6 separate regions of the Mus musculus genome follow, and regions 1, 2, 3, 4 and 6 are each linked to region 5. The links are chromatin loops, found by intact Hi-C in ENCODE. Cell type or tissue: left cerebral cortex. All regions are shown on one strand.

Region 1 (5,000 bases), 270 kb before region 5:
AACTCTGGGTTGTCAGCAAGCATCGTTGCTCGCTGTGCCTTCTTACTGGCCCTCCAAAGTTCTTGTTGTTTGGTTTTTGTTTTTGTTTGTTTGTTTGTTTTGTTTTTTACATATAGTTAGTATACTCATTTGGATATTATGAATTATCATTTTCCAGAGGAATAGTAAGACTTACTCATGTTCTCCAAGACATTTTTTTTTCCATTAGAAAAGTTGTTTATAAATACAGTGCTCAAAGTGCCATGCACACGAGCAGCCTATCAAAATGATCCATTTTTTATTCCTTTTAGTAAGGTAATTTCTTTGTGGACATACTCCCTGGTACCCTCCCTCCTGTTGAGGATATAGGTAAACAGGAGAAAAGACAAAAGCTGTCCTCAGTCTAGCACCTGGCTCCTAGGCAGCTGTGATAAAATACCCTGACAAAGCAAATTAAGGGGAAAAGATCCTTCTAGTTCACAGTTGAAGACTACAGCCAGGCGTGGCAAAGTAAGGCAGCAGGGGCTTGAAGCAGTGGTTACACTGTAACAGAAGACAGCAGGAACTCCTGTTACTGCCTGGCTCTCTTTCTAGGTTTATACAATCCAGGATCCCAGTTAGGGAATGGTGCCACCCACTGTGGGCAGGGCTTCCTACCTCCATAAATATAATCAAGATAACCTTCTCCAGCTGTGTCCAGAGACTAACCTAACCTGGATAGTCTCTCACAGCTGTGACCAGAGAGTTACCTTTCAATGATGCTAGAGATATTGTCAAGTTGATAGTACTAACCCTCAATTACAGCAATCGATAGTTCCTATCCCATCTCAATTTCTCCCTTGGCTTCTCATCCTCTCCTTTTCTTTCTTTCTTTTTTCCCATTTTCCTCTCTTAAGACTTTGTAGCATGGGCTATGGCCTTCCAGTGGGGGCCCACAAAGCTAGAAATAAACCTTTAGATAACTTGTCGTGATCATCAGCCTTTGATGGCTTAACTGTTCTGTTTGCTCACACCACAGAAAATCCGAAGGACCAAATCCCAAGGGGGATGTTGTCCCAGTGTAAAGAGACGAGGAGGGGGCATATGCAATAAGAGGAGGGCACAGTAGTGAGTTCAGGTGGAGACAGTGACACAGACAATGCTTTTGCCTGAAGAAGGTATAGAAATGTAGGGCTGGAGAGATGGCTCGGCGGTTAAGAGCACTGACTGCTCTTCCAAAGGTCCTGAGTTCAAATCCCAGCAGCCACATGGTGGCTCACAACCATCTGTAATGAGATCTGACTCCCTCTTCTGGAGTGTCTGAAGACAGCTACAGTGTACTCACATGTATTAAATAAATAAATTAAAGAAAAAAAAAAAGAAATGTAACGTTTTTAAAACCCCCTATCCAAAATGAACAGATTGGAGTTTTAGAACTTGTGGGTCTAAAATCTTGAAACTTTGTGTGGACCCTACCCCCTTAAGAGCACTAGAAACACAAAGGCATTATTGCACAGCGTGGTGGAGTAGGCGTGGCCGCACGCCTCTTAAGCCACCACATTACTCTTATTTTCTCCACATTTGACATCTGTTTCATCAGTAGCCACTTGCACTGATAATTAATGGTGATGAACACAGTTCTTAAGACAGTAAACCAGGGAAGGGTTTGGGGATGTAATTAGCCCTCCGCTATTTAACTAGCAACATATTCAGAACCAAATGAATGAACACCGTAATCCCTTCTCCTGTCTCTTTGATTTAGCCGCGTGGAAAACGATGCTGTAATCTGCCCTTCTACTCAGACACTAATTAAGGAAGTTACTCTTCCCTGTCTTTCATTATGTTGGAAACAAAGCAAAGCTGCTACTGGACACACCTTTAAAAACTACAGTGTGCTCAATTAATCTTCGGTGGTGGACGTGAGATGTTCCCGGCTTAGAAAGACTGGCTTGGCCTTGGAGCGGTGGTGGTAGAGGGGTTTCTTTTCCGGGTCCTTGTGGGTTTAAGGAAGACTAAGTCAAGAGAAGGGTTATATGCTGTCTGGTAGTGTTGTGAAGTAGCTTGAGGTTTCCTGCCTGGCATCCTGCCTATTTAAAGATGACTACAGTTAATCATGTGGACTCAAATAGATGAAAATTTTCTTTATCAGGAGAGAGGAAATCAGGAGCTCTGTAAATGTTTTAGGAGATAAAGATGTGTTCAGATTTGATTGTTACAGTTGCACACTTGTACCAAAATCATCACACACATCTCACAAGTGTGTATCATTTGTATTAATACAAATTTAAGACTTTAACCTTTAAAAGGCAAAAAGAAAACATTTAAAACAAGCTTTTTTGTTTTGTTTTGTTTTTAAAAACGACCTTTCTCAAGGCCAGCTTGGCCCACAAATTAAGTTCCATGAAAGCCAGGGTTGTTACACAAACCCAACCAAACGAAACCAAACCAAAAAACCCAAACAACAACAAAGACCTACCTTTCATTTCCTGAGGCAGTTACTTTTTAATAGACAAAGTTCTGAATGTATGTCCCTGCACCATGTGCATACCTGGTACCAGAAGAAGGCATTGGGTCCACTGGAGCTGGAGTTCCAGATGGTGGTGAGCAATGGTGTAGTTGCTGGGAATTGAACCCGGGTCCTCTGGGAGAGCAGCCAGCACTCCTAACCACTGAGCCACCCCTCCAGCCCCAGAAGTTAGTTTTACGAGACATTTGATGGTCTCACGCTTTTTTCCAGTTTGACTTCTAAGCAGCTCCTGGGGATTTGATGTTTTGACCTCTAAGTTAAGAGGATCCAGGCCCATTTTAAAAGGAAATGTAGAACAATTACAGCATTTAGCCGGGGCTTTTCTTGTGCCCCGGGAAATTTGTCACCAGTCCCCCTGCCAGACATGGTTTGGTGGACAGTCCTCCAGGAGCTGTAGATTGCCTTTGTCAAGATTGGCACATGGACCCCAGCGGTCTGGATGATGGGAACTTACATGGCCTGCTGCATGCTTTGAAGCCCTTCTAATCACTCAGAACGTCTGGAATTTTAAAATCCACCTCACTTAAAAAGATCACATTTTCCAATGATCCGAAGTTAACTGACTCTAAACACCAGTTTTAAAGTTCTAGAAAGGACCATGTAAAGGATGGAAGTTAATTTCCATAAGAAGACCACTAGAGGGCACAAGAGATCTTGGAAAGGAAAGGGTACTTCTCCCGCCTCCGCTGCAAGAGGATGAAAAAGAAACATATAGTTGGCAACAACTTTTATGTTGCCCTGTCCTATGTTGAGACACTGTTCTTGATGAAAGCATGATGTGACAAAGCAAGCTGTATTCTTTAGAACTAAATTGGATTCTTCCTTTTTTTTTTCAAATACACTACAGTAAAATGTATTTGTGACATTTAAAGTAGCAACTTCTTTTAATAGTATATTTTTAAGTCTAACTGGAGAGTGCAGCCTCTTTAGATAAAGAAGAAGCTTTGAGGCCAGCAGAAGGGTCTGGGACGTTTCTTGGACATGCAGGCTGCCTTTGTGCTGTTCTCGCCGAGCTGGGGTAATATTTCCCACCTGAGGATTTGCACAGTGACCTGGCTAGCAGCCTGTGTTACACACATCTCTCTGCCTCAAGGGAAGCCAGCCTGTGCCTTCCCTCTAGAATGCTGGTTATAGAGAAAGGACAAGATGTTGCAGCCATGAAGCAGTCTGCGAAACTGTCACCAAGAGGCTTGACCGGGTTGCTAAGAAGAGTTCTTGGGCTCTAGGGTGCCACCATGTACCTCCTGGCGAGGTGACATAGTGAAGGATGAATATGTTCGTCTTCCGGAAGGCTGGTTAGAGCCACCACACAGGGCATTCTTAGTTTTGCCACGCCCTAAGTTTGAAAGATACACAAATTGCCAAGTGAGTATCTTTGCCAGCCTATTGGTTGTAAGGCTTGAATTCAGCTCCATTTTTTTTGGGGGGGGGTGGGGATCTGGCATGTTTTTCAGGGTCTGATGGACACTTGAGTGCCCAAAAAGAGAACAAGTCTGTCTGGGCTAGACCTTCTGTTCTCCTAAAAGTAAAGTATTTTATAGTTGATAGCGCTGACCAGCACATGAATTCTCCACCCAAGCAGCACTCTGAATGAACATACAAAGGAATGGCTGCTTTTCAGAACTCTGTTTCTAGTCTTCTTTGTGCTGATGGAGTTATTAACCCCAGATTGGTCATCACCATGGGGATGGGATACACCCTGCAAATGGCAGGGTGGGGCGCCCAGTAAACTTGCCACCCTCGCTCACAGTGAGACGGGGCTGTCCTCTCGTCTGACCCCGGTAGGCAGTGCTCACAGCTTTAGAGTGCTGGCTCTTGGAGATTTTGCTGCATGGATGGTTCTCCTTAGCCGAGGTGTTCTTTCTGTGAGGCAGGCCTTTGTCATATGCCATTTGAGACTTTGAGGCTGATGTCATCCATTATCATTAGCGCTAAGGATGATGCAAGATCTTAAATTATCGATTACCCCAAGGAATGCATTTAGTATGTTGAGCAAGTTCCTCTATCCATTTTGGAGACGGGCTTAAGGGACAGTGTTCAGAACTCCAAGCTTTGGATGTTTGCTTCTTGTTTTTTTCCCAGGAGAGTTGCTATTAAGGTCCGATTTTGGACAGCTTTGTTATGTGCAGTGGAAGGTTCACGGCTAGGCTCAGGGCTCGCTGTCTCTCCAGATCTTTATTCCTGATTTTAATATTGAGTATTATTTGTTTTAGTTTAAGATTATGAATATGTGTTTCTTCGCCGTATGAAACATTTACAAACACACACACATATACACACTCATGAAAACTCAGAGCTACAATTTTATTAAGTACATATATAAATATACACTATATAATGATCAAATCTATGTACATCAATGTAGTTAACATCACCATCTCAAATTATTTTTTTCTTCTGTTTTGTTTTTGAGACAGGAATTCATTATGTAGCATTGACTGTCCTCTAACTCACTATGTAGACCAGGGTGGCTTGGAACTCATGGAAATCTGTCTGCTGTCCCCATATGCTACCC
Region 2 (5,000 bases), 140 kb after region 5:
AGGACTACCTTTCCTCTATATCTTCAACAATACTTATTGTCCTTTGTGATGACAGCAACTCTTAACAGTAGAAATTATTATCTTGTGTTTTAATCTGCATTTCTGATTAAAGATGTTGAGTATTTTTTATATGCCCATTGACTAACTTATGTCTAGAAGCTACTTTCAATAGCTCATGTATGCAAAAGACCCATGTCCACAGGGAGCACCACTATGTGTGGTATAGCATAAAGGGCTGTAGTGTGCTCTACAGAACTCCTCCTAGCAAGTAATAAAATTCTAACGAAGTATGATTGTCTTGCCTATACCAAGTCATTTTTTCCAAGCCAACTTGAAGTCTTAACACTTAGCAAGAAGGTTCTTTAAAGATGATTTCCCCCAATTCAGAAATAATCAAGAGGGGGAAGTTGGCATCTTAAAGAAATTGGACATTTTTCTTACTCATTTTTTTCCTTTTCTCATTCTTCCCTTTTGTTCTTGTCTCTCCCAATCTCTTTACTTTCTAATTTAGTCTCAGAAGAAAATATTAAGGCATAAAAATTCGAACACAAATTATTAATTTTACAAGCATTAACCACCTCCAATGGAAAGTGAGAAATTAACCATGTATCAGACAAAGTTTAGAATTGTGACTACTCATACTAATTTCATGTAAATCCCTGGTAAATCAAAATCTCATCATCTTTATATCTTAGTGGTAGCTTGACATATAAGGCGCCCTAGATTTGATTCCAAATCTAGAACCACAAAATTCTATTTATTTCTATGAGATCCACAGTAGCCAAAACTATTAATAAAACAACAACACATAACTTCAAACAAACACTTCAGATTCTCTCTTTACTGCATTTATAACCATAATATCATTTACTAGAGAATACTAATAAGTGTCTCTAGGATAGGCCCTGCTTCCCTGTAAATGTGCTGACATATTAGTGGGGATATGATTTCTCACACTTTGGCCTTTTGATGAAACGCCTTTCCAGTACCAGTATGTCATCTGATCCTACAATTTCACAGATCAGCTGCCAGGGTATCTACTCTGAGAGCCCAGTTTCACATCGCACTAATGAGTCAACACCTGTTAAGAGTGGAGAAATCTGAGCCTTGTTAGCAATTGTGAAGTCTCCCAGGAGCTGGGATGCTGAACATTGTCATACTCACCGCCAACATGTCTGTACTGAGGACCCTGGCAGCAGCAGTGATAAAGTCCCCCACCAGCATAGAGAAGCCAGGCAAACCCAGGGAGAAAAAGCGGGGTGAGCAGTTTTTTATGATGGTGTTTAAGACATCCTGAAAATGAAAATAAGGAAACACAACTGTAATGTCAAGAACAAAATTCCAAAGTGATTTTTTTTGCATGTATGTATGACTACCACTAACAAGATAGCAGAACACTCTGTTAGGTTTTTGTGCGAAAGAGTACGGGGGATGCATAATTCCAATGGTTCTCATACATATCTTTTGGTAAAGGGAATGGAGACACCAAAAGCCACACTGTGACACCGAGGCTAGCTAAACATCTGTCCTGTATTCCACTTAACAATGGGCTCCTTGAACAGGTGTGCCAAGAGAGACGTATAAATAAAACTTGCAAACACCTGTCAGTAAAATAAAAACTGGGCTCCTGCTTTAGCTTCAGTCCCCAGAGGTTAGAGCACACTGTTAGAAAAGCTTATAGGCAAAGGTATGGAAATGACCACTCCTGTGAGTTTCAGGCATTAACAAATGGGAATGTGGGTAGTGTTAAGGTAATGGTGTAACATTCATGAGACACTAAGGTCAGGGAGTTGCCACAGATCTGATGTGCACAAGAGGTGCAAACACAAAGCCAACAGCAGCCATTTGCCAGAGCTCGGCATCAGGATGATCTCCCTGACAGCTCTCCATCCTGTGTCTATAATAGAATCCCGTGGAGGGCTGGCCGGCCCCCAAGCCAGAGTTCTTCATTCCTGCTTCTGGTGGATCTAATCCACCACAGGATAGTGTTCACACCATTACAGCCCAGACCCCCTCTAAAGCCATCTGTGTGAGTATGTGCATGTATAAATGGGATTAGTATGAAAACTACAATCTTCTTTTGCACAGACTCTGGCCAGGCACACAAATCGAAACCACATGCTGAAGTACTTTAGTTATGTGACTTGCTGTAGTGCAGCTAATAGTTAGTGTCAATATATAAGTAAATAGCAAAATGTAAGAACCTTGGCTGTCAGTGTGGCTACTTGAACAAATCCTGACTTACTATTAGAGCAAAGCATAGCAACATATTAATTTCCATAGTTATCTTAGGCCCTTCATAGTAAGATTCACCTCATTTTATGATTTGTCTTCTTAAACACAACTTCCATGTGCTCACATAACATTTTCCCAAGACATGTTTTCTTACAGAAGATATAATTAACATTAAATAATACTATTTACATGATTCAAATGACCATGTAATGCTTACTATATTAGTGTTCACTTATGAGAAGTAGTTTAGTTTAAAACTTGAAGTTTGGCATTTCAGTGAACGTTTTCTTACACAAAATAAATGGATATATATGATTTATAGATAAAAGATAAGAGGAAAATATGTGATAGATAGATGACAGATAGATAAAAGGAAGGGATTGGAAAAAAAAAACCCTAAACCAAGGTTTCTTCCCTGTTAATATTTAAGCCTGTTTTAATCACATCCTGCGATACACTTTAGGGTCTATATCAGCCAAGACAAACATTCTCTGGGCTGAGCAGATGGATGCTGCAGGTTAGAAAGTGTGTAGTAGACTCATGCTCCAGGAGTGGAACAAAAGATCTACCTTTTTCATAATTAAGCCTCTGATTAATGCCCTGGGCTCCTCACCACACACCTGTAATTACTCACAGAGGTATGCATTGTGCTGGGGCCTTGTCTCAGAATATCAGGCATCAAGCTTTCCAGCAGCAGATGGAAGCACATTTCTGTTGACATATGCTGCAATGAATGGATTCGTGCAAACCTGGCTAGCAAGGTACCAGAATGCCATGCATCTGAAGATTAATAATGCAAACAGCCATGATGTTAGCTTTGTTATGTTTGCCTTAATTCCATCTGGTGAGATGAGGAGCTAAAACCCTGAAGCCTAAGGGCTTTAAAAACCTTTAAGCATTTAGCACACACTAAACTCAAATGAGCCATTTTCACCACTGGAATTTAGAAATTTTGGTTTAAAGATGGTTTTCTGGAATAGGTTTGTGGGGACTAGGAATTGAATAATAAGCTGAAACCATAGTTTATAAACTTGCTTCATTGGTGAGTATGCAGAAAGACTTAGGGGGGTTAAAACCATACACTCAGAAACTACAAAACTGTCACTGGTGCTAGAGATGGCAGAGACAAAGTACTTGAGATAAAGTCACAGGGCTCACCCACTCCCTGGACCTGGGCCAGTGACTTCAACTGAACCTGCTTCTATGGGCAAAGAGATGGGAAAAAGAGGGACAATGACAGATGGCAAGCCTGCCCTACTTTACCACCCACGTAAGACAGAGCCTGGAGAGAAAGTGTGCCTTTGCAATAGTCACTAAGGACAGCACTGGGGTAGGGTTAATTCGGGGGTTAAAGAGGGGGCCATATGACCAGTCAGCCAAATTACCACCACATGCTGGCTTACTTTGCTTATCTACACTGAAATGGAGCAGTCCAAAAGGTCTACCTTTGAGATAACACTTTAAAATTAGGAGTAGCCACATGGCACTCAGGAGAGCATCTGCCATCCATGTTCCCAACAGAGGACCATGCACTATGAGCTCTACTCATCTCTACATTTGATCTCAGTCAAAAGGCCGAGAAGCGATTCCACTCATCTCTAACTCCTCCACCTCAAGGTATTACCATCAATCTTTGAAAATTCAAAATAAAATCCTTCCTGGTCTGATAGTTTACATAGCCTATAGGGCTTTCCATATGAACAAGACAGAATGGCATTCAGCACGCACCCATCACACCAGGGCTAGTCCTCATGCCCTTTGTAGTAGCCTCACTATAAAGCAAGCAGGATTTGTCTAGTACATTTTTTCAAAGTGACTCACATTTTTGAAATGTAAAGTTACAATAGAAAAAGATTACCTTTTGTCAGAAACTTCTTTAAAACAATATAGTATTAACAAGCAAATGATGATGAATTTCTTGTAAAAACATCACTAGCTGCCAGAAGTCCTTACTTTGAGATAGGCACTCGTCTTTAAAACGGAGGTTTACAATGTCATAGGGCCAACCACCATGGCTGTACCACCTCCACCTGGCCTGAGAAAGTTGTAAGGATGGGTTGTGATGAACAAAAAGGCTGTTATTCTTATCAAATGATTCCTTCCTTCTCTCAAGGCTGACTCTACTGTAACCACTGTTGGGAAATTTCCCTGTGTTCAAACCCTGTGAAGTACTCTAGAACTGAGGCCACAAGGCCTGGATTCAATACTGTGGGTCACCCCCAAAGCAATGTGTTTCTCTCTTCCCTAAGATGAGATGACCCTTCCTTAATGAGCAGTAGGCAGTGGGATGCAGATGCAAATAGATGTTTTATGGAGGCTTTCAAAGTACAGAAGTAAACAGTGCTAGCAATGTTTTTCAAAATGAAGAATTTTTACTCTATATAACGTACTTCAAAGGTTCACTCAATATTATTTATTTAGTTAGGTTTTTTGTTTGTTTGGTTTTTGTTTTTTTGAAACAATGTTTCTCTGTGTAACAGCCTACTTTATAGACCAGGCTGTCTCTAACTCACAAAAATCTACCTGCCTTGGCCTCTCAAGTGCTGGGATTAAAGGGGGAGGCACTACTATGCCTGGCCCCCTAATAATTTATTGAATGAATGTTTTAATAATCTACTGAGGGAAGGTATTTTTTAAAATTTCAGAGATAACATAGAGAAGTTACTTTGATCATACATTACCCCAGAAATTAAAAAGCTCTAGCAATCAGTACCCTAAGACAACCCCTTTAACAAGCAATTAGAGATTGTGTATATAACTTGGGG
Region 3 (5,000 bases), 87 kb after region 5:
TGTACTCTCTGTGCCATGACAGCTCCAGAAGCTGGGGACTCTGGGGACATTATTAGAGTGCTGATCTTTATAGCACTTGGGTCTCCTCCTTTAATCTTAATGTGTAGATTTTAAACACAAATTTATCAGAAACCAACTTCCTGGGCAAGTACTTTGGCTGCTCTTTCATGCTTTTCCGTTTTCTTCTTCAGGGAAATAATTTAAATTTTATCTACCTATTTATTTGTTTGTTTAGAGACAGGTCTCATGTGTCCTAGACTGGCCTTGGATTTGTTGTGAAGCCGAAAGTAACCTTAAACTCATGACATTCTACCTCCTCCACCTTTGGAGTGCTGAGACTATAGGTGCGAGCCCCCACATACCACATACTTTAAACTTTATAATTTAAAGATCTCACTTATTAGGAATTTTCCACTTCTTACTTCTTGTTTTTTTTTCTTTCTTTAGTCTTCTATTCACCCATGGGAAAATGTAGCACTTGGCCCTCTCAACTTTAGTTTTTGCACCGCTTCGCACGTGTCTAGAGGACAGTCCTATTTCTGCTTTCTCTCATCCATATACATACTCTAGTACAAACCCACTATTTCCTGCAATACTCAGAGTCACAATATTCTTTCAAACTGTTAAGAAATGAATCCTATGTATTGCATTTTGCGTTTTGCTTCTTGTTTTCTGAAAGATGAGACTAGCTGCCAGTCAAGAATGTGGCACATATTTGTTGCCTATAGTAGAATGTGCTGTAGAGTCCATACCACGCAGTAGAGCTAGCCATTACAAGTTTTTGTTGTAGGACTGTTTAGGACCCCAATTCCTCAAGTATCATCCATGCCTTCCAGCTGCCGCTTTGTGCCTGCCATTCAGTCTGTTTCAGTTTAGTTCCCTCTCATTAATTTCCCATCCATAAGCACTCGATCCCACCCACAAGTGTCTTCCTTCTTTTCGGAGATATGTCTTAACTTTTCCCTTTTTGGTAACTCAGTTTTCAGTCCTCTTACACCCAGTTTTCTCCTTCTATATACAAACTCTAGTACAAACCCACCACCTTCAGCATAGACCTGAGACTATTGGCCTCAGTGATAGACGAAGCCAACTACTAGTATACATCTTGTGTGGCCAGTTTGCTGAAAGCAATGTTTCCTCTCTCTCTCTCCTTGGGCTTCCCTTTTCTTATGTCTCTATGGCTACCTCTTCCTTCAAAACCTACTCTTTCACAGTTTCACAGAACTTTGTCTATGGGTATACATTGGATCAGCCCAACCCCTGCATAGGTTCCAACTTGTCCCCTTGCCACTGCTACAGACCAGGCCCTGCCTGTTCTCTCCCAGACAGAACTCCTCCCACAGCTCTGTGCAGGCTCTCGCTGCCTCTGTCTTTGCTGTGTGCCTGTTTCTGCATGTGCCTATCCTACGCTCTGCCATATGGAAGCATCTGTCATTCTCAAATGTAATGGGCTTTCATAGCCTAGTCCATAAGCAAACAGTGTCCTCTCTCCCTTGGAATATCTTATTCACATTTATATTCTGAGTGGTTAGGATGGTGCCTGGCACATGGCAGGAAGGCTGCAAATGCTGACACATGCATAATTGGTTGTGCATGGTGAAACAGAACACATGGTATGGCTTGATTTCCTTCCTACAGTGAGGGGAGATGGGCAGAAGAAATCAAAGGTCTGTCCTGGAAGAAAAGCTCAGGATCCCACTGGAGAAGAAAGAACTTGGGTTGTTAGAACTTTAAAGGGAAGGGTCATTTTTGAAGCTGTGTACATTAGGAGCAGAATCTAGGAATGCTATTAAGCTCACATATCTAAGAGAGGCTCTAGTATTACCATATGTTCATGTACCTGTTAGCTAACAATGAAAGCTAATTTCACTTGTGACAGAACAAGGCATAAAACTACTTTTTCTTAGGCACACTGACTCTCTCCATCAAATATGGATAGTTCCAGAGTAGAGATAGCAAATGAAACGGAGACTATTGTTCTACTGAAGTGGACATTTATTCTAGAAAGCCACCATCTGCTTGATTTGGGGTGAACTCCTCCTAATGGGCACATTGCATATGGCAAGGGAACCTTTTCCCTGAGACAAGTTCTCTGAGGAGGAGAATGAAAGCCCTTGGCTCAAATGCTTATAGGAACTTCTATCAGCAGCCCACAGTTTCATTTTGGAATGTTTAGCTGGCTTGGGAACTGTAAACATAACATGTGGCAAGCTTCCCATTTACTGTGCTCTAGGCAGAGGAGCAGGCCCTGCGAGCGATGGAAGAGGCAGATGGTAGGTGTGTTGGCTCTCACTATTCAGCCGTGCAGTGGCCACGGGACGGAAGCATGCTTGACAGATCTGATTCAGCTCACTGTGGAGGTTACAGGAAGGCACAGGAGGGCTGGGCTGAGCCATTAGAGGGCGCTTTCCATATACAGTCCTACTGTGGGCACATTTTTTGTTTTTTAAGTTATGGGAGACAATGATATTTTTCAGTCTTCTATGTGCCTCTGCCACACAGTTCCAACTGTTTGATCATTAGCCAAGAGAACTGTACACAAGAACTCTTTTGACCCAAAGCTAGATCTACTGCTAAAAAACAAAACAAAACAAAAAGCCCCCCAAAGACAATTTTTTTTTTTGGCAGTACTTCCAATCCCCAGTTAATCAGAAGGGAATTAAAAAAAAAAAAACATTACAGAGTCAGATTGATACTTAACTGTTCACATTTTTACTTTTAGTTAAAATTTACATGAAACTGGATCCTAATCAAGTTTATTCTAAGGAAGTGAAACATCGGCCACCTGGGGAAGGACTGGAGAGGCAGAGATAACTAAGTAATTTCACTGGCTGTCTGCTTCGGGTGTCATCAGCTCAACATGGGCCAGCATACAGTCACTACACAAAAAAAACCAAGTGGCCCCAGGTAAAGGATTTACGAAGGTATGAACAACATGACTGTTGTTCATAGAATGGCCTAGAAAGTGTGGGACACCGATAAGAACAGAGTAGCTTGTCAATGTTCTATTTCACAATTGTAATCTAAATAGTAGAAGCAAAACAGGGACGTAGGGTGGTTATATAAAAAGGTCTGGATGACAAGGAAATTTTTTGTTATTGTTCAGCTCAGTGACCTGTATCTCAAGGAAGCAGGGAGCAGTAATTTTTTTCTCTGATATTTGGTCTTGAAGTGAAGTTTTCTTCTAGGGCAGCACACCCAGGCTGCTTCCTTCCTTAACAAGCCTGGGTTCATACCAATACAGCTTTGTCAAGGGATATACTGCCAGGCTTTGGGGGGAAAAAACCCAAAAAACCAAACAACATCTATCAATGCCTGACATTTGGAGCCAAAGTTCCTCAACATGTTCTGGGGATTTCAGGATGGGTTACAGGCAGGGCTTTCAGGGCCACATGGCCAGAACAGCTGGCCAGGAGAACTGTGTCCTCAGTGACCGACCAAGATTTCATAAAAGCCGAGAGGTTACACTCTTCTCTTCTACCAAAGCCTAACTTGCACTGAATGCAGAAAGAAAGCAGCAGTGAATGGCCACAGAGCCATGGACAACCACAGGGCCCTATCATACCCTCTCTGAGTTGTGCTACCCCCTTGAAACAGCCAATCAGTTGCTCTGCAAACTGCCACAGCAGGAAAGAGATTACAGGTGACCCAGGTTTCCCTTACTATCACTTATTCCTTGCTTAACAACAAACTAACAAAGAGAGGGGTGCTAAAATACACATACATGAACAAGAAAATATATACAGATGAGAAGTTTTTGTACAGTTTTTTTTTTTTACTAAGAACAAAATATACATGCACACATGACCTATGGTATATGAAATGCAAAATTCTATTGATTCCAGGTGATGAGTTGAAAGCTTAGAGATTTGCTATCAAATTTGTATTATATAATTTAGATGAAAAAATTACTGCAAACAATATTTAACACTCCCTTACTGTGAGTGATAATAAGCACAAATGTAAGAACAGTTTAAATTGGAAGACAGCAGGAAAATGGAGAGTGCTTATTCTTCAGGACCTTTCAAGGAACTTTCTCTTCTATTTTAAAAGGCTCGCCACATGCTCATTCCCCAGTGCTCAGATTAAACCACTGGCACTTCACAGCAAGGCACCGCTGATCTCTTCAGCCCCCAGGGGTCTGCACGGGCTTATAGGATGTGTTGGCCCCCACACTCCTTGCCTATCCACTGTCTACCAGGCAGCCCTGGCTGGGTCCTTTAGCATGCTGTTCTAAGATGAGAACTCTGAGAAACTTCTTTTGGGGATCACCTAGAATGCCATTCCCACCACAGCTGACTTTTGGGTTCATCACAGGCACCCTGATGGACCTAAACTTGTACAGGACTAACATAAAACAATGTGAACCTCCCAAACGCACTCAGGCTTGTGCACCCATGCTCCTAAAGACAGCTTCCTTCTAAGTCTCCAGGTTCTGCCCAGGTATGTCCTCCTTGGAGAGGCCCCTCTTGTCTTGACTCTTGTTCACCCCAACTTTCAGTTTCACTTGTTCACAGAAGAGAAGGGGACTAGTTAGCCTGTGCACTCCTTGGGTATTATCTCTGAAATGTGTGAACAAGGACTGGGCTCCTGGGTCCCTGAGGTGATGCAGTAGCCCCAGCGTCTAGCACTGAACTTGGCAGACAGTCCACAGGAAATGTTTGTTTGGTAAATGAATAAATGCAATTAGTACTCAAAATTAGGACTGGTTACAGTATTTAGTGTTTTTCAAAATTCAAATATCAGACTTATGTCAATAAAGCAGCAAGTTCCAGACATCAGCTATGACACTGAAGCAGTTCAGGTGTTCCCCAAAGTGCACTGTGAACTTCAGTGTCCCAGTGAACATGAAGGGAGCAGCTGGTCATTAATAGCTGGCACAGGCACATGGATACAGTTAAAAAACATAGTGAAGATGTTTAAAGTACAGAAATCTCCCCCTTTCTCCCTCTCATTTCCTCATTCTTATTAGAGTCTTTATTTCTGACCAGAATATTGGC
Region 4 (5,000 bases), 130 kb after region 5:
GTGACTTTCTATAAATAAAACAAGTTAGGGAAAGGAAATAAAACAAGTTAAGGAAAGGAATTATAAGGATAATTTGATAGATTAAGAAAATAAACAAAAGATATTACACAAGACCTTGGGCTGAAAAACTGAGTAGATAATATTTTCAGTTTTTGAGGTGAAATCTGAGGCTTAATAAGGCAAAGCACGTCATAGGCACTAGAAGACTCAGTTATGGTTGTGCTACATTTGAATATTAAGACATCCAACTTGAGGTATCAAGTATAGCTAAGGCTGGGGATGCCAAGAGTCATGAAAATGACCAGGTAAATAATTTGGAAATGATCAAAAGCATGGATAGGCTGACTGGAATCTGCTGTGGGTCACTTTACTGTGCTGAGTAAAGCAGAGAAGGGGAGGTCACGTGGAGGGGGGGGTAGGGTCAGGAATGGTGGAATGACAGGAAGAACATGGATTATGTTGCAGGGGACATGTTGTTTAGAAGAGGGTAAAGACAGACTAACTTCAAGACTGCTAAAACCATATTACATTTTATAAACAGTCTTTATGAGAACTAAATGGAAATCCAAGACAATGAAATTGACTATGGAAAAAAAATTAAAAGCCAATTTAAAAAAAAAGCATAGCAAAAGAGTCAGGAAACAAAGGTAATAAACAGGAGAAATACTTAGGAGCTCCAATTCAAAATAAAATATTAAATAAAAAGACAAACATGCAAAAGATCACTAGCAATAACAAATACAAATGAATTAAAGTTTCAGTTAAGATAATGAAGATTACACAACCTTATACAATTATAAAATCCAGATTATATATAGCTTTTGCAAAGGCATTTAAAAGAGAATACAAAAAAACCTATTTTTAAAAGGTAACAAGTATTATATAGTATGAAATCAAGATAAGGTGGTCTCTAAAATAAGACAAATCATCTGTACAAACATAAATACATTTGATTCTCTATAGAGATAGGACAATTTCAAAAGTCTATGCAACTAAGAACACAGTCTCTGACAGAAATACTAGAAAATAGATTAAGATACAACAGTGGGAAGCTTTTAATATAACTTTAGTAAATGATCAATTAATAATAATATACTATTAATTACATTATAACTATATAGACTTATGTAATAATAATAGTAATAATAATAATAACTGATAAGGAATGCAGATTACATAAAACACTGTAAGGTTATACCTAGAACAGTATGCCTAATAAAGAACAGTAGATACATTCCCTTCTTGATCTTTTTAAACATAGTATTTTTCATTTTTATGTTTACGGGTGTTTTGCATGTATATTTGTAGTGTACAAGGAAGTCAGAAAAGGGTACTGGATCACCTAGGATTAGAACTCAAACGATTGTCAACCACTATGTGGGTTCTAGGATCCAAACCCAAGTCTTCTGGAAGAACACCAGGTACTTTTAATGACATACATCTCTCTAGCCCCTATGTACATTCTTTTCGAGAATATATGAGCTATCTGCTAAAACTCATTATACATGGGGGCATAAAACAAATATAAATATTAACTCTAATGCTCGGTAAGCATTCTTAGTGTTGCTTCTCCTCGAGAGGAGAGGTGGGGACTTTTTACCACAGTTGGCCTAGAAAGCCACCTATCTTGGTCACAGACTGTAGCAGTCTTAGATGCTTGGCAGTCATCACATATGCATTTTGGTGTGCACTATAATCACTTGAAACAAATGTAGCAGTAAAGGATAGAAACAGAGGGTGGGGTGGGTAAGCAGTTAAGAGCACTTGTTGCTCTTGCAAAGGACTAGAGTTCAGGTTTCAGCACCAACATGGTAGCTCATATCCATGTATAAATCTAGTTTCAGGCAAACTACTAATTTATATAAAATTTTAAAAATTCTAAAAATTTTAAAGATAGTAATAACCATATAATTGGAAATTAATAAAAAGTACAATCCCATGAAGGAGTCATAATAAAAAGTAGAAAAAACAGAATTGAAAATATTGCATATTAAAACTTAAAACTTTACAAAAGGTAGCCCTTACCAATAAACCCTTACCAGTACTCGTAAACGTTAAAGGGAAAAAGTTAAAAATACACCAAGTATACATATTTTAAAAATAGCAAAAGAATAAAATCAAAAGTAGAAGAGTTTTAGAGCTCAAAGCTGGAAATAAAAATGAATATAGAGAGGTAAGCAAAGACAAAAACGTACTGTTTAAAAAGCCTAGTAACGGTGACAAATCTGACAAGACTAGTCATACAACCAGAGAACACACAAATATTTCACAGCAAAGATGAAATGGACACATTCTCAGACACTTTTGCTAGTGAGATATACTAGCACACGGGGATACTAATCTACTGCTGCAAAAAATAATCTGCATGTGGAGGAGAAAGAGCCGTTATGTGTTTTATGACCTTCTGGTCTGACATCCAAACAGCATGAGGGCATGATGGGGATGGGAAATTACAGAAGCTGGGGGTAATATAACTTTCTGAACCAGAATCTATGAATCAAGGTGGGTGTATCTCATACCCAAGTATAGTTCAATGTTAACAAACTGGTAATGCACATAGCTTATGAAAATGGCAGACTAGGAAAACTGGACTAATCCATCTACTGAAGATAGGTAAAGTCCAAAAACAAAGAGCAAAAATTAACAAAATTTAAAATCACAGGAGTGCACAAGACATTAAAGAGTTATAAGACCTCTGCCTTCCCACATGCCTAAGGGCCATGACCTGTGCAACTGCCTTGAGACACACTCACAGGCGGAAGTGGCCTGACGAGGCTGGGAGTTGAGTTTTAGACAGGGATGCTCTCAACCTGCATTCTTAGTGTTGCTTCTCCTCGAGAGGAGAGGTGGGGACTTTTTACCACAGTTGGCCTAGAAAGCCGCCTATCTTGGTCACAGACTGTAGCAGTCTTAGATGCTTGGCAGAAGCACCCAACGTTCCCACACATTGCCAAATGTTTCCTGAGACACAAATCCTCACCTCTGCAGTTCAGAATCCCTCCCGGAAACACACAGCTTTGATGGACTGCTGCTTTACCCTCCCCTTACTGAGAGCATCAGTTATTTCTAATCTTGTGTTTTCTTATGTAAAAGACAATGTACTCTATAATATTCTTCACTTCATCCTTTTCACATGTAATGATGACATTTTGAGCAGCTAAGCAGAGCAACTTTCTGACACAATGCTTACTATACATTTCAGTGCGTGTGAGAGAAATGTAAAGGAGTTTTTAAAACATTAACTGTTTATACACAAATGTGCATCTTAAAATTCTAACATAGTTTACCTCTTGTTCATCATTTACCTTGCACATTCATTTGGTTCCTCGGTAGCATTCTTCAGTAAAATATTTATGAGGTAATGCTAAAAACACAAAATTCAGTAAATGAAAATTTGATGTCATTGTTGGTTTCCCGCATGTGCTGACCATGTCAGAGGCACCCTGGAGCTAGCAAAAGGCCAGGGAGTTCGGGCAGCCCTTCCTTCAGGGAGAACTTGGCTCACCTCAGCAAGTGCCTCCCTGGTTAACCGAGCCAATCTGCAGCACAGCATTTCTAGGGATCCAGTGGAAATCAAGCAAAGCATCTGAGACTTCCAGATAGGAAAATCTCCATTTTATTTTGATTGGATTAGACACTGTACATTGAATTACAGATTATAATCAGGTATTATGGATTGACTGACTGATGCGGGGACTTTTTGTTTGCTTCAAAAGCCAGCTGAGGACCAAAAAAAAAAAAAAAAAATTTTACTTTTATTCCCCAAGAAATAATTTGGAATTTCAGGTTATTAGTAGCATTTAATCAGGCCAGCAATTGGAATTGAATATTTAGCTTACTGGAATTATTTCTTGTAAATTCATTTGCTATACTAATGCAGCGTAACTAAGCTAACAGAATTATTGCAAATGATGATTCATTACATAATTATGATCCCTAGGAACGATAAACAGATCTAATAAAAAACCACCAGAGGAACAGAGCTATCAGGTCTAACTGCAATATGCTAAGACTGTGATACATTCACAGTTCATACAACACACTTCTGAAAACAACTACCAAAGCTTTCAAAAGATACAGCATATGTCAGGGGAAAGTAGGTCAGTGCATAGGATGGAAGACACAGTGATGTAGCTCCAGCTGTAGATGCTAAACTCAAGATTCAGTTATGTACCTTGACGTCTTCCGCTCCCGTGACAACATCACTCACTTCTGGCACTGACTGCAGCAGAGGGATCTCCTGGTAGGTATTTGGGAAGCAGACAAGGGAACCAAGGAGAGTGAGAGCTTCTGAACGGGGTGCCTGCACACAAGGAGGGAAACACCACGTTTCTTACATAGGCTGGAAGCTGGCAGAGCATGTTTTACTTTGTCCTGGTTTTGAGAGGGAATCTTTATCATTTTCCTTCTGGGTATAAAGTGCTAAACTATCTCTGGTTATTTTCCTTGTGGATGTTTAGGCCGAGAAGTTTGCCTAAATGAAAATGCAAACCTCCAGCGAACAGAAAGCATTTCTACATTTGACATAAACAAGTGCTATAAAAACTGTTCTACAGATTCATTCAGTTAGAAAGACAAATGGCTGTCATGGTTGCTTTAAATAATTTTGGAGTTCATGAACTTGAAAGAGCGGGGCAATGAGAACAACCTAACATTATTTTTTTCAAGTAAAAAGCAAGGACATTCATAAGGAGGGAAGTTGGAGGTTGTCATCCAAAGCGGGGGGAGGGGGGGAGTGATATCAGTTAGGAATGGAGCCATGGCATCAGAGATAAAAGTCAGTATGCAATGGTTTGCTTAGTTTTTAAATATGAAGGTTTGGAATGAGTACTGTGAGCTGCTAAAGTTGGCTAACATCAGGACTGGTGAGTATTTCCACGGTATACACCCAGTGGATACCACCAGTCTCAGTCTCATCTGACCTCAGAGGCAGGCGTCTAACAAGGTTCACAGCCCCTTTGCAGTATAAGTACTATTACCATGTGGCCTCTGGGGTACTT
Region 5 (5,000 bases):
CGCCCTGGACAGCGAGGAGGCTCCTGAAGCCTGGGTCCGACCCTGGCAAAGATGCCAATCCTCCGGCTTCAGGCATATTAGGGAAAGGAACGTAACTTCAGATATTCAAGTTCCTTTTGGAAGCCAGCCAGCAGGCCAGGGATGCAGCCTCGCATCCGAGGGCGATCGAAAACGTGCTATGCCAACAGTTTCTCCAACTCGAGAGAAGCTTTCGAGGCCCGCCGGCAGGTTGAGCCCGTGAGCCCAGACCCGGCGCTCCGCCGAAGCCCGCTGGCTCAACGTGTTTACTCTCTGAAGCCCGGGTTCCCGCGGCCAGAGCACGGTCGGGCCACTGGCTGTCCGGAGTTGAGTTGCGCGTTCCCCTTGCCGATGATTTTCCATACGACGCGCGGAGCTCCCGCGCCCTTCTCCCGCAGCAGCCGCGGCCCTCGGGTCGCCCCTGCCCCCACCCCATCAGCGCGCCCAATTTCCCCCTGGGCTCCGGCTCGCGGATTGAACCCTCCTGACATATTTGGGGCCATTCTTCTCCTTTGTTGCTATTTAGCTCGCGACCCGCGGGTAATCCTCGCGCGGGAGGGGGGCGCACATTGTCGTGCTGATGGACGGGCCCATTTGGCGGCTCCGCGCCCCCCGGAGGAGACACACAAAGCCCAGGCACGTGCGCCTCCCCATAGAGGAGCAGCAGACCGTGAAGGGAGGCGGGGCCGGGCGTGTGCCTGGGCCAGGCGGGGCGGCGGCGCCGGGCGCGGCGGGGCGGGGCGGGGCGGGGCGGCCGAGGGGCGCGCGCTGGGGCCCCGCGCCCTCAGGTACATCTGCCGCACCTACCGGGCGACCCTCGAGTCCCGGCCCCTTTTTTGCCGCTCCGTCGCCCTCCCGCCCTCGTCGGCGGAGGAGCTGCGGACGCTCTGATTGGCTCTGGGGGAAGCGGGAGGCGAGAACAATGGCCCCCTCCCCCCGTTAAAAGGGAGCGGCGCCCGGGCCCGGGGACAGGGACGCGCGTGCGGAGCGCAGAGCCGGGCCAGCAGCCGCGGGCACTGCGGGAGTCCCGAAGCCGCCGCGTGCAGGCGATGGGCTGGGGTCACTGAGGGCCGCCAGGGCCGAGCACGGAGGTGGGACCCAACCAGTGCGTCGCCCTTTTCACCGCGCCAACATGCCCCGCGGGTTTCTGGTGAAGCGCAGCAAGAAGTCCACGCCCGTGTCCTACCGGGTCCGCGGCGGCGAGGACAGTGACCGGGCGCTGCTGCTGTCACCCGGCTGCGGGGGCGCCCGCGCCGAGCCCCCGGTGCCCAGCCCCGGGCCGCTGCCGCCACCTCCGCCGCCGGCGCTCGCGGAGCGCGCCCATGCTGCGCTCGCCGCCGCGCTCGCCTGCGCGCCAGGCCCGCCGCCGCCACCCCCGCCAGGCCCGCGGGCCGCGCACTTCGGCAACCCCGAGGCTGCGCACCCGGCGCCTCTCTACAGTCCCACGCGGCCGGTGAGCCGCGAGCACGAGAAGCACAAGTACTTCGAGCGCAGCTTCAACCTGGGCTCGCCGGTGTCCGCTGAGTCCTTCCCCACGCCCGCCGCGCTGCTCGCAGGGGGAGGCAGCGGCGCCAACGGCGCTGGCGGCGGCGGCGGCGGCACCTGCGGCGGAGACGCGCTGCTCTTCGCTCCCGCCGAGCTCAAGATGGGCACTGCGTTCTCCGCCGGCGCCGAGGCGGCCCGGGGTCCTGGGACCGGTCCTCCACTGTCCCCCGCCGCGGCCCTGCGGCCCCCGGGCAAGCGACCGGCGCCCCCCGCCGCTGTCGCTACAGAGCCGCCCGCCAAGGCAGCCAAGGCCCCGAGCGCCAAAAAGCCGAAGGCCATCCGCAAGCTGCACTTCGAGGACGAGGTGACCACGTCGCCGGTTCTGGGGCTCAAGATCAAGGAGGGCCCGGTGGAGGCGCCGCGGGGTCGCGCGGGGGGCGCGACCCGACCCCTGGGCGAGTTCATCTGCCAGCTGTGCAAGGAGGAGTACGCTGACCCGTTCGCGCTGGCGCAGCACAAGTGCTCGCGCATCGTGCGCGTGGAGTACCGCTGCCCAGAGTGCGCCAAGGTCTTCAGCTGCCCGGCCAACCTGGCCTCGCACCGCCGCTGGCACAAACCACGGCCGGTGCCCGCGGCGGCCCGCGCGCCAGAGCCAGAAGCCGCCACCAGGGCGGAGGCGCGCGAGGCTGCGGGCGGCGGCAGCAGCGATCGGGACACGCCGAGCCCTGGCGGCGTATCCGAGTCAGGCTCCGAGGACGGGCTCTACGAGTGCCACCACTGCGCCAAGAAGTTCCGTCGCCAGGCCTATCTGCGCAAGCACCTGCTGGCACATCACCAGGCGCTGCAGGCCAAAGGCGCGCCCCCGCCCCCGCCGCCGCCGCCACCCCCCGCCGAGGACATCCTGGCTTTCTACGCGGGGCCCGACGAAAAGGCGCCCCAGGAGGCCTCGGGCGACGGCGAGGCGGCCGGCGTGCTGGGCCTGAGTGCGACCGCCCAGTGCCACCTGTGCCCAGTGTGCGGGGAGACCTTCCCCAGCAAGGGCGCCCAGGAGCGCCACCTGCGCCTGCTGCACGCTGCCCAGGTGTTCCCCTGCAAGTACTGCCCGGCCACCTTCTACAGCTCCCCGGGCCTGACCCGGCACATCAACAAGTGCCACCCGTCTGAGAATAGACAGGTGATCCTCCTTCAGGTGCCTGTGCGTCCGGCCTGCTAGAGTGCGCCCTCGGTCCGGGGGCCCCCAGAACTGTGCCTTCACTCGGAGACCCACAAAGAGAGAGCGCCCCCCATGCCTGATCTGGGGGTCCCCTACTCCCATTCCAGGGTGAAAGTGTCCTCTTCGCTTCGCTTCGGTGGAGCATGACCACCTGGTCTTCTCGCTGTGACTCCTTTGGACCCCAACCCCTTTGCGTTGTGCCCCCCCCCCCAAGCCCCATGGCGCAACAGGAGTCCGTCTCTTTCTGTACAGGGGAGGAAAAAAATGCTGTATACGTTTGTCTCGTGGTTGGACGCCTCCTTTTGAGGGGCAAAGCTGTTTTTCTTGCTAGTATTCGCTGTGTTCATGGTCTAGAAAATGCGGTTTGCTCTGCCTACCAATCTCTGCTCTCTATGTCTGTAGCGTACGGGTTGTTTTGGGTGAATCTTGAGGAATAAAATGCCTTTATATTTCACAGGCTGTAAATTGAACTTCCCACACGATTAGCTTTATTATGGCTTGTGAACTGCTGGAGTCTGGCTTTACCTTTTTGTATGTGAACAAATCAAATTGCTTAAAAAAGAGTTTTCTTTAGTATAGCCACAAATGCCTTGACCTGTTGTCTGTTGGGGATTGTTTTTTGGGGGTGGGAGGAGTTCTAACGAGATGCTGTAGTAACTGCCTCAGTATATCCCGGAAGACTTTTGGTTTAATCATCTTTGTTGAGGTAGGGCTATTGAGTTCCTTTGACATGTATATGTTGATTGATGCACAATTGTTATTTATTCTTTATTTATTTATATTAATTATGAAGATTATGATATTATTTGATTGCAGATTCTCTCTCTCTCTCTCTCTTTCTCTCTCTCTCTCTCTCTCTCTCTCTCTCTCTCTCTCTCTCTCTCTGAGCTTTCCCCCTGCCACTTTTGACATTTCACTGTGCATTTTAGGAAAGAATCGTTTTTTCTAGAGGGGTCTGCTGAAAGTTTTAACTTTTCTATCTATCGAGGGAATTACAGACAACATACCATTTTATTCTGCTTGAGGGGCCCCAAGGCCCTTGTACAACCGACAGCTCTTACTTTTAAATGCAATCTCTTTTCTACATACATTATTTTCTTAATTGTTAGCTATTTATAGAAAGCTTCGATAGAACTGTTTCAACTGTATAAATATTTACTATTCAAATAAAATATTTTCAAAGTCAAAATATTGTGGTCTTATTTCAGCATCAAGTAGTTCCCTCCAAGGAGGATCTAAAATAGATTTTAAATGGTGTTTTTTAGTGGTTTCTTAAAAGCACCCTTCTTCCGATGGTTAGGAAAATTCCTCCTCTCTCACAAGAATCGGGGATTTTTCACAGCTGAACCTGTATGTCTTAGATTCTGCCCTTTCTGACAGAAATGTACTAGATAGTGAGTGAGAGCCAGCCATACATAAGCATTCTTTCAGGTGTGCCTAAGAAATCAAAAGAAACTGCCCTCTGCACAGCAGATACAGGGCACCACTTTTCTTTAGCATATCCTTCCATTGTCTGTAATTTGGTCATAGCCATTCCTCAAATATAGTGGGGGAGAATTTTAATTATTCTAAAGGGCCAAGTAGGAGAAGGCAGAAACTGTATATATGGATGTAACACAAGTTTAGCGACTGGGTTTGGAGAGAGGGCTCTAAAATAAGTTTCCAGTCAGGTAAGCCAACCACTGGGCGCAGGAGCAGGGGCGAGGGAGTGAACACCATCTGTTTGGGGTATTAAATTTAATAATAGGCAATTACAATGTTTTCCGTTATTTGTCACTCAGCTCTTTGAAGAAGGGTTCTGTTGATCACCCACAGTATTCTGGAAAGTGCGATTAAGGAGCAGAACCACACTGCACAAACCAGTGTGCTCTGGATTTTGTGTCACTCTCCTGCTTTTTTTTTTCCCCCTAATGCTCATTAGGGTTCCAAAGAGACACAAGAGATTTATGCTGATCTCCCTAGAAGAGCTCTGATGGGGCAGGCAGGGAACAAGGAATTCAGACGGAAATATGGAGTCTATAAAGATTTTCCTCTGAACCACCCCATCTGAGCTACAGGGCAATGTATGGATGTTCGGTGGCAGTAGAACTTTTTTTTTTTTTAAACATGAAGTCTGACCCGCTTGACAAGACCTGTTTCCGGGAACAGCAGCTGCCATCTGCGTTGGCCTCGACATTTTTGCCCTTGACCACAGGGTGTGAATTCACCAGTACTCATCTTTATACATGCAAATGTGACTTACTCTTTCACATTCACTAGTGGTCCTCTGTCTACTGGGGAAATG
Region 6 (5,000 bases), 160 kb after region 5:
TATATTAAAATGTAAGATGGCAGATGGGTAATGAAACAAACACAGTACTCAATTATTGGAAAAATGAAATACATGAGGTTCTTGGAACTACTGCACTAATTGCCCTCAATCTTCACATAAGGACTCACAGTTACTAAAGGAAGTAAAACTCTATGATTATGCTCCTCTTACACTATGGAACCAGGGCCTGGTGAGGCCAAATGACTTGGCTAAGACATGAAGGCCAAGACGAAAACTCAGCCCTCCTGAAGGCTCTTTACAGTTATACTTTATCATATCATATTCTACCATATCAAAAATTATGCTGATATTATTCAAATTTGTATGTCAATGATTATTGTAGAGCAGAACTATATACATTCTTCACCTGAGGAAAGTTTCATGCTGGTTTTCTTTTTTCTGCCTTAGAAAATATGATAATATAGCATTATAGACTACAATGACAAAGATCCACATTTCCCGAAATTTCTATATGCAAATTTGTAACAATAACTTTGTTTTACTGTAAGTTTTGCATTTAAAAGAGAACTTAACTTTGATGTATAACAGACAAATTAAATTATATTAAGACGGTAAATCTGTAAGTCATTGTTAAAAAATAGTTTACTTATTTTAAGAAAAGAAAACTTTCCAGTCTTTGATATATGTTCTTACAAACATGAAAATAAAATTCCTTTCCTCAACTGTCCTTTTCCATTTCACACGTATTGATCTTTCCATATGTTTTAAATAATCATGAAATTAATAGGAAATGTTTTTAATAAATCCAAATCATAGTTCCTTTCATGTCAAAATATTTTGGGGAAGACTAAGGTGAAAAAGCTGCTTAAACATTAGGACAAACTGAGAGCAACCAAGAACAGCTTTAGAAGAGAAGTGGAAAAATGACAGCAACTGGGAAGGTATCTGAAGGTCAGAGGGGACTCTGAGAGGAGTATGAAGGGGAAGGAATATGGCCCAGCAAAACCAAACAAGGGAGGAATGAGATCAAGGAGTGTTTGACTAACAAGTTAGCTGTCAGTCAATGGAAAAGACAAGCCCAATGGGTCCAGAAAGCTTTTCTGTGAATTCTAACATCCTTTTGAATACATGGCATTTGGCAAAAATTCTCAAGATGTTTTGTGCTTTCATTATTCATAAAATAGGGCAGATATTATGTGTGGAGAAGAATGAGTGGGACACCACACTGTTCCTGGTACAGGGTCTGGCACTAGGAGACAGGAACATCCCTCACCTCCACCCAATATTCCAGGCACAGTGCAGCTGGGCTGGAGAGGCAACAGGAAGATCCTTCATGGCTTTGAACCAGTGACAACATTACTAGCACTGAAAAAAATCCAGGACCAGGCATGGTGGTGCAGGTCTTTAATCCCATCATTTGGGAGGCAAGCAGTTCTCAATGAATTTGAGGCCAGCATAATCTATATAGTGAGTCAAGGCTACATTGAGAGCTTGTCTTAAAAAAACTAGGGTGTAGGTGGGGAATCTTTATCACGGAAAACCCCTCCATTTTATGGATTTTTTTCCTTCTTTCTTTCTTTCTTTCTTTCTTTCTTTCTTTCTTTCTTTCTTTCTTTCTTTCTTTCTTTCTTTCTTTCTTTCTTTCTTTCTTTCTTTTAACAATCATGCACATTACAAACCCACACTACATCACAGCGAGAGAGAAAAGGCCATCTGATAAGGCCATTATGCTGTCTATTAAATAAGTTAGTGATGTAACTAATACTATTACAAATGTTGTTTTAGAAGTACTACATTTGGCATTCTGGCTGTTTGGCTTACATAACAAATTTGGTATAATATTAGATGCAGTCATGCTTTTTACATGATTGTACACAAGACCATATATATATATGTGTGTGTGTGTGTGTGTGTGTGTATGTATATATATATATATATATACACACACATACATACATATATGGAGAGAGAGAGAGAGAGAGAGAGAGAGAGAGAGAGAGAGAGTGAGAGAGAGAGAGAGAGAGAGGGGATAGTTTTTGCATTTGAGTCTCAGCAATATTTGAAAAGCTATCTAATGTCTGAGCACTTGTTTGCATCTCAGCATCTCACTGAGCACTGTGGCTACAACCCCAATTCTATCAGATTCAGGAGAAGCGTTTGGTAAACCACCATGCTGCACACACACTGTCACAGGGTTCTGGCTCTTCTGGCCAGTTTGAACTATTTAACTGAGTTGAGCAGACAAGTGTGCCATCCAGAGGGCAAAGGAGAAAACACATCTTGTGTTTTCTCTGTAAAATAAAACTAGTAGAGGTTAAATTAAAATACTAATATTTTAACCTAACTGTTGCATTTAATTATTCATGTAACACATTATTTATAGATTATGTATTTAATTTAAATAGCAAACTTAGTATTTGCTATTATTTATTGTTAAAGCCAAGGATAGTCTCTAGACTTCTCCCTTTGCATAAACAAATCCTTTTCATGCCACAATAGATGGAAGTGTGGTTCTTTGCAACTCTCACAGCATGGAAACAAGCCTTGACATGGTACCAGCCACAGGTGCACGGCTTACCAATTACAAAATTGAATTTAACTGTATTCTCTGTAGCAAATGTTTTCTTTTCTTTTTATAATGAATATAGCGTGTGTTTCCAGAAGTACATATAACTTCTAAAACAACCACCATGATCTACTTAAACATGTGGGCCAAAAGTTAAACTAATTAACCAGAGACATTTTTTACTTAAATAAGAAAGGTTTCTTTCATTAGAAGGACTCTGGGTAAATTTCTTCTGGCAAAGAAATAAAGTTCACTTTAGGGTAATTCTGTTTGGCAGACAGTTGGGGCTTCTAAAATATATAGTAATAATTGTAAGGTTAAAGTAAAATAGTTAATTCTATTAAAGCCACATAAAAATCCAGACTCCTAGTGGTGCACACAATAGGGTGATTATAGACTAGAGATGTATGATATCCCCATTCTGCCCTAATGTCTGCACTGATGGGACTGCTGCTGCCATTGTGCTGTCTACAAGACAACTGTCTTCCTTTAACTGAAAACATGATGTACATTGAAATGTGAAGACAATTTTAAGTATATAATCTCAACACCTTTCCTGAATAAAATGTTTTCAAACAATTCATAAAGACATACTCATGCTACTTTGAGTTCGTACTTCCTGCTTCACTCCTTCACTTCACACCAACACTTCACACAGAGCATGATTTCAAACTCACAGCTCTTACGCAACTTCCTAAAAAAAAACCATTCTAGTACTACTACTTTGTGCTGATTTCAGTTCTGTTGTTGTTGTTATTGTTGTTGCTGTTATATCAGAAAATTCTACAGTTGACCATTATTCCCAAATCATATATTTTCCATGAAGAATCTTTATCAAAATACTATTTTAACATAGAGCGCAGTTAAGTCAACCTTCCTACTGTGGTGCCTACACTGCGGGAGCTCATTACTATCTTTGGAGTTGATTCTCTTTCCTGTTTCTACCCATTAATCTTCTTAGGTGTCCTGTATGGCATCATTCTGTAGGAGGTGCTTCTACCTGCAGGGTCAGCTGGGAATAGTTAAGCAGAGAATACAGGGGACTGCACACAATATCCCTACTTAGACATCTACTGAAATAAGTGAATGAATCTGTGGGTCCAATCCCAGCTGCTGTTATCACTGTCTTCCGATGCTGCTTAGAGCAAACATGACAAGAACAACTCACTGGGACAGTATGGTCATGGCTAAAACAAAGCTCAATGATTACAGCTCAAAGCTTGTACTTGGGAACCACAGAATATGGTGACCACTTCTCCAGCACGGGAAAAATGGAAGTACATTTTAAAGAAAAACAAATGCCAAGCTTGCTCCTAAATCTGTGACCTACATTTAATCCCCAGGACTCATGTGACTGCTGCAAGGTGCCATCTGACCTCCATACTTGAACACACACAATGCCCACAGCCCCACATATGAAAGGAAGGAAGGGAGGGAGGGAGGGAAGGAAGGAGGGATAGAGGGAGGGAGAAGATAATAATAGCACTTTTCAAAAGTCCATATATATGCCTATCTGGATCACTCTTCCTGTCCTCACAAGTGCTAGGGGACTTCCCAAGGGAGGCAGGACAAATATTGGCCACATCCTGTAATCCTAAATCCAGGATCTACAAAGGGGACTGTAGCTTTGTGAAGGCCTTGAACCTTTTTGTTCCTACTTAACCAAATGTCTATTTCTTTGGAAGAAATATAAGTAACTCCACATCAAGAACTGCCAAAACCCTTAGTTCATAGGAAAACTGTACCTCATAAAAAGAATTCAATTACTAAAACATGAATCTCCAAATATTTTTAAATTGACCAGAACCACAGAGAAAAAGTAGCTGAGATGGTATTTTCAAGTTGACAATAGAGGCAGAGACTGGATCATATGGGTTGTAAAATAAAGTTCAGATTTAGTTAGGTCCATGCAGAGATGGTGAGGGGAAGAAGCAGGAATGGGAGACGCCCTGGTCAGACTTTTGAAGACCTATGTGTGAAAAGTGGAAACTACTGAGGATCTAAGCATTTCTGGTATATTTTCAGAAGCCTTGGTACATATAAAGCGTGACAAGCAGTTTCCCATTATGGCACACCATGATAAAGGAATCACAGGATACCTGGTCCTCGCTGGTTAGTCCCAGGTGCATCACAAGGTAAAAATGCACCAGGAAGTCAGAGTTTGGCAGAACATCCTGGCGTCTGGTCATCATGGCACAGATCAGTTTGTAGGCTTGCAGTTTGCCTTCTTTATATTCATTTGGCAGAGTTGTAGCCTGCCAAGGAGATGATGTTTCCAGATTAAATCAAGTCCAGATGCAGAGCATTTCAACATTTCATTTACTTCTCAGTTTTCCTGAAGAGTTGTTTAGAGATGTGGGATGAGCTGGCTGTAGTAAGACCCAGCCTGTCTTCAAAACATGCAGTCTTGGGCAATTAGAGTTTTTAAACTCAATTTCAGAAGGGAAGAGGAAATTGCAATAAAGAATAAACA

Evidence for each region. Peaks named below come from ENCODE experiments on the same cell type or tissue, not always from the same donor. Only the 100,000 strongest peaks of a DNase experiment are listed, where the experiment ranks them.
Region 1: it touches region 5 in a loop (2.7-fold over the local background); 19 of 42 quality-filtered maps call a loop at or near these places.
Region 2: a loop joins it to region 5, with 3 times the contacts of the local background. A loop is called at or near these places in 2 of 42 quality-filtered maps.
Region 3: a loop joins it to region 5, with 2.2 times the contacts of the local background. A loop is called at or near these places in 5 of 42 quality-filtered maps.
Region 4: a loop joins it to region 5, with 5 times the contacts of the local background. A loop is called at or near these places in 2 of 42 quality-filtered maps.
Region 6: a loop joins it to region 5, with 2.1 times the contacts of the local background. A loop is called at or near these places in 8 of 42 quality-filtered maps.

The regions. Positions count from the first base shown.
Region 1 is chr2:145,954,510-145,959,509 of GRCm38, forward strand. The region is part of intron 6 of Cfap61 (cilia and flagella associated protein 61); the gene reads left to right. Among named protein-coding and RNA genes, the nearest start is that of Cfap61, 22 kb to the left of the region's middle. In left cerebral cortex, a CTCF peak has its summit at 3,122 (motif pointing right); a DNase peak (open chromatin) is centred at 3,155.
Region 2 is chr2:146,360,227-146,365,226 of GRCm38, forward strand. It overlaps Ralgapa2 (Ral GTPase activating protein, alpha subunit 2 (catalytic)), which reads right to left. Exons shown (of 41, transcript NM_001033348.3): 25 at 1,165-1,293. Among named protein-coding and RNA genes, the nearest start is that of A930019D19Rik, 100 kb to the left of the region's middle. In left cerebral cortex, no CTCF peak of the experiment used is centred here; DNase peaks (open chromatin) are centred at 2,966 and 3,432; H3K27ac peaks cover 550 bases.
Region 3 is chr2:146,308,211-146,313,210 of GRCm38, forward strand. The region is part of intron 38 of Ralgapa2 (Ral GTPase activating protein, alpha subunit 2 (catalytic)); the gene reads right to left. Among named protein-coding and RNA genes, the nearest start is that of A930019D19Rik, 51 kb to the left of the region's middle. In left cerebral cortex, CTCF peaks have their summits at 2,071 and 2,368 (motif pointing right); DNase peaks (open chromatin) are centred at 1,411 and 2,248.
Region 4 is chr2:146,353,783-146,358,782 of GRCm38, forward strand. Ralgapa2 (Ral GTPase activating protein, alpha subunit 2 (catalytic)) reads right to left here. Exons shown (of 41, transcript NM_001033348.3): 26 at 4,175-4,303; 27 at 3,306-3,364. Among named protein-coding and RNA genes, the nearest start is that of A930019D19Rik, 97 kb to the left of the region's middle. In left cerebral cortex, no CTCF peak of the experiment used is centred here; DNase peaks (open chromatin) are centred at 2,931, 3,468 and 4,190; H3K27ac peaks cover 1,843 bases.
Region 5 is chr2:146,221,116-146,226,115 of GRCm38, forward strand. It overlaps Insm1 (insulinoma-associated 1), which reads left to right and starts at 882. Exons shown (of 1, transcript NM_016889.3): 1 at 882-3,905. The coding sequence starts at 1,151. The coding sequence ends at 2,716. In left cerebral cortex, a CTCF peak has its summit at 2,186; DNase peaks (open chromatin) are centred at 130, 676, 976, 1,469 and 2 more places; H3K4me3 peaks cover 3,461 bases; H3K27ac peaks cover 1,676 bases.
Region 6 is chr2:146,382,602-146,387,601 of GRCm38, forward strand. Ralgapa2 (Ral GTPase activating protein, alpha subunit 2 (catalytic)) reads right to left here. Exons shown (of 41, transcript NM_001033348.3): 24 at 4,627-4,782. Among named protein-coding and RNA genes, the nearest start is that of A930019D19Rik, 130 kb to the left of the region's middle. In left cerebral cortex, a CTCF peak has its summit at 2,220; no DNase peak of the experiment used is centred here.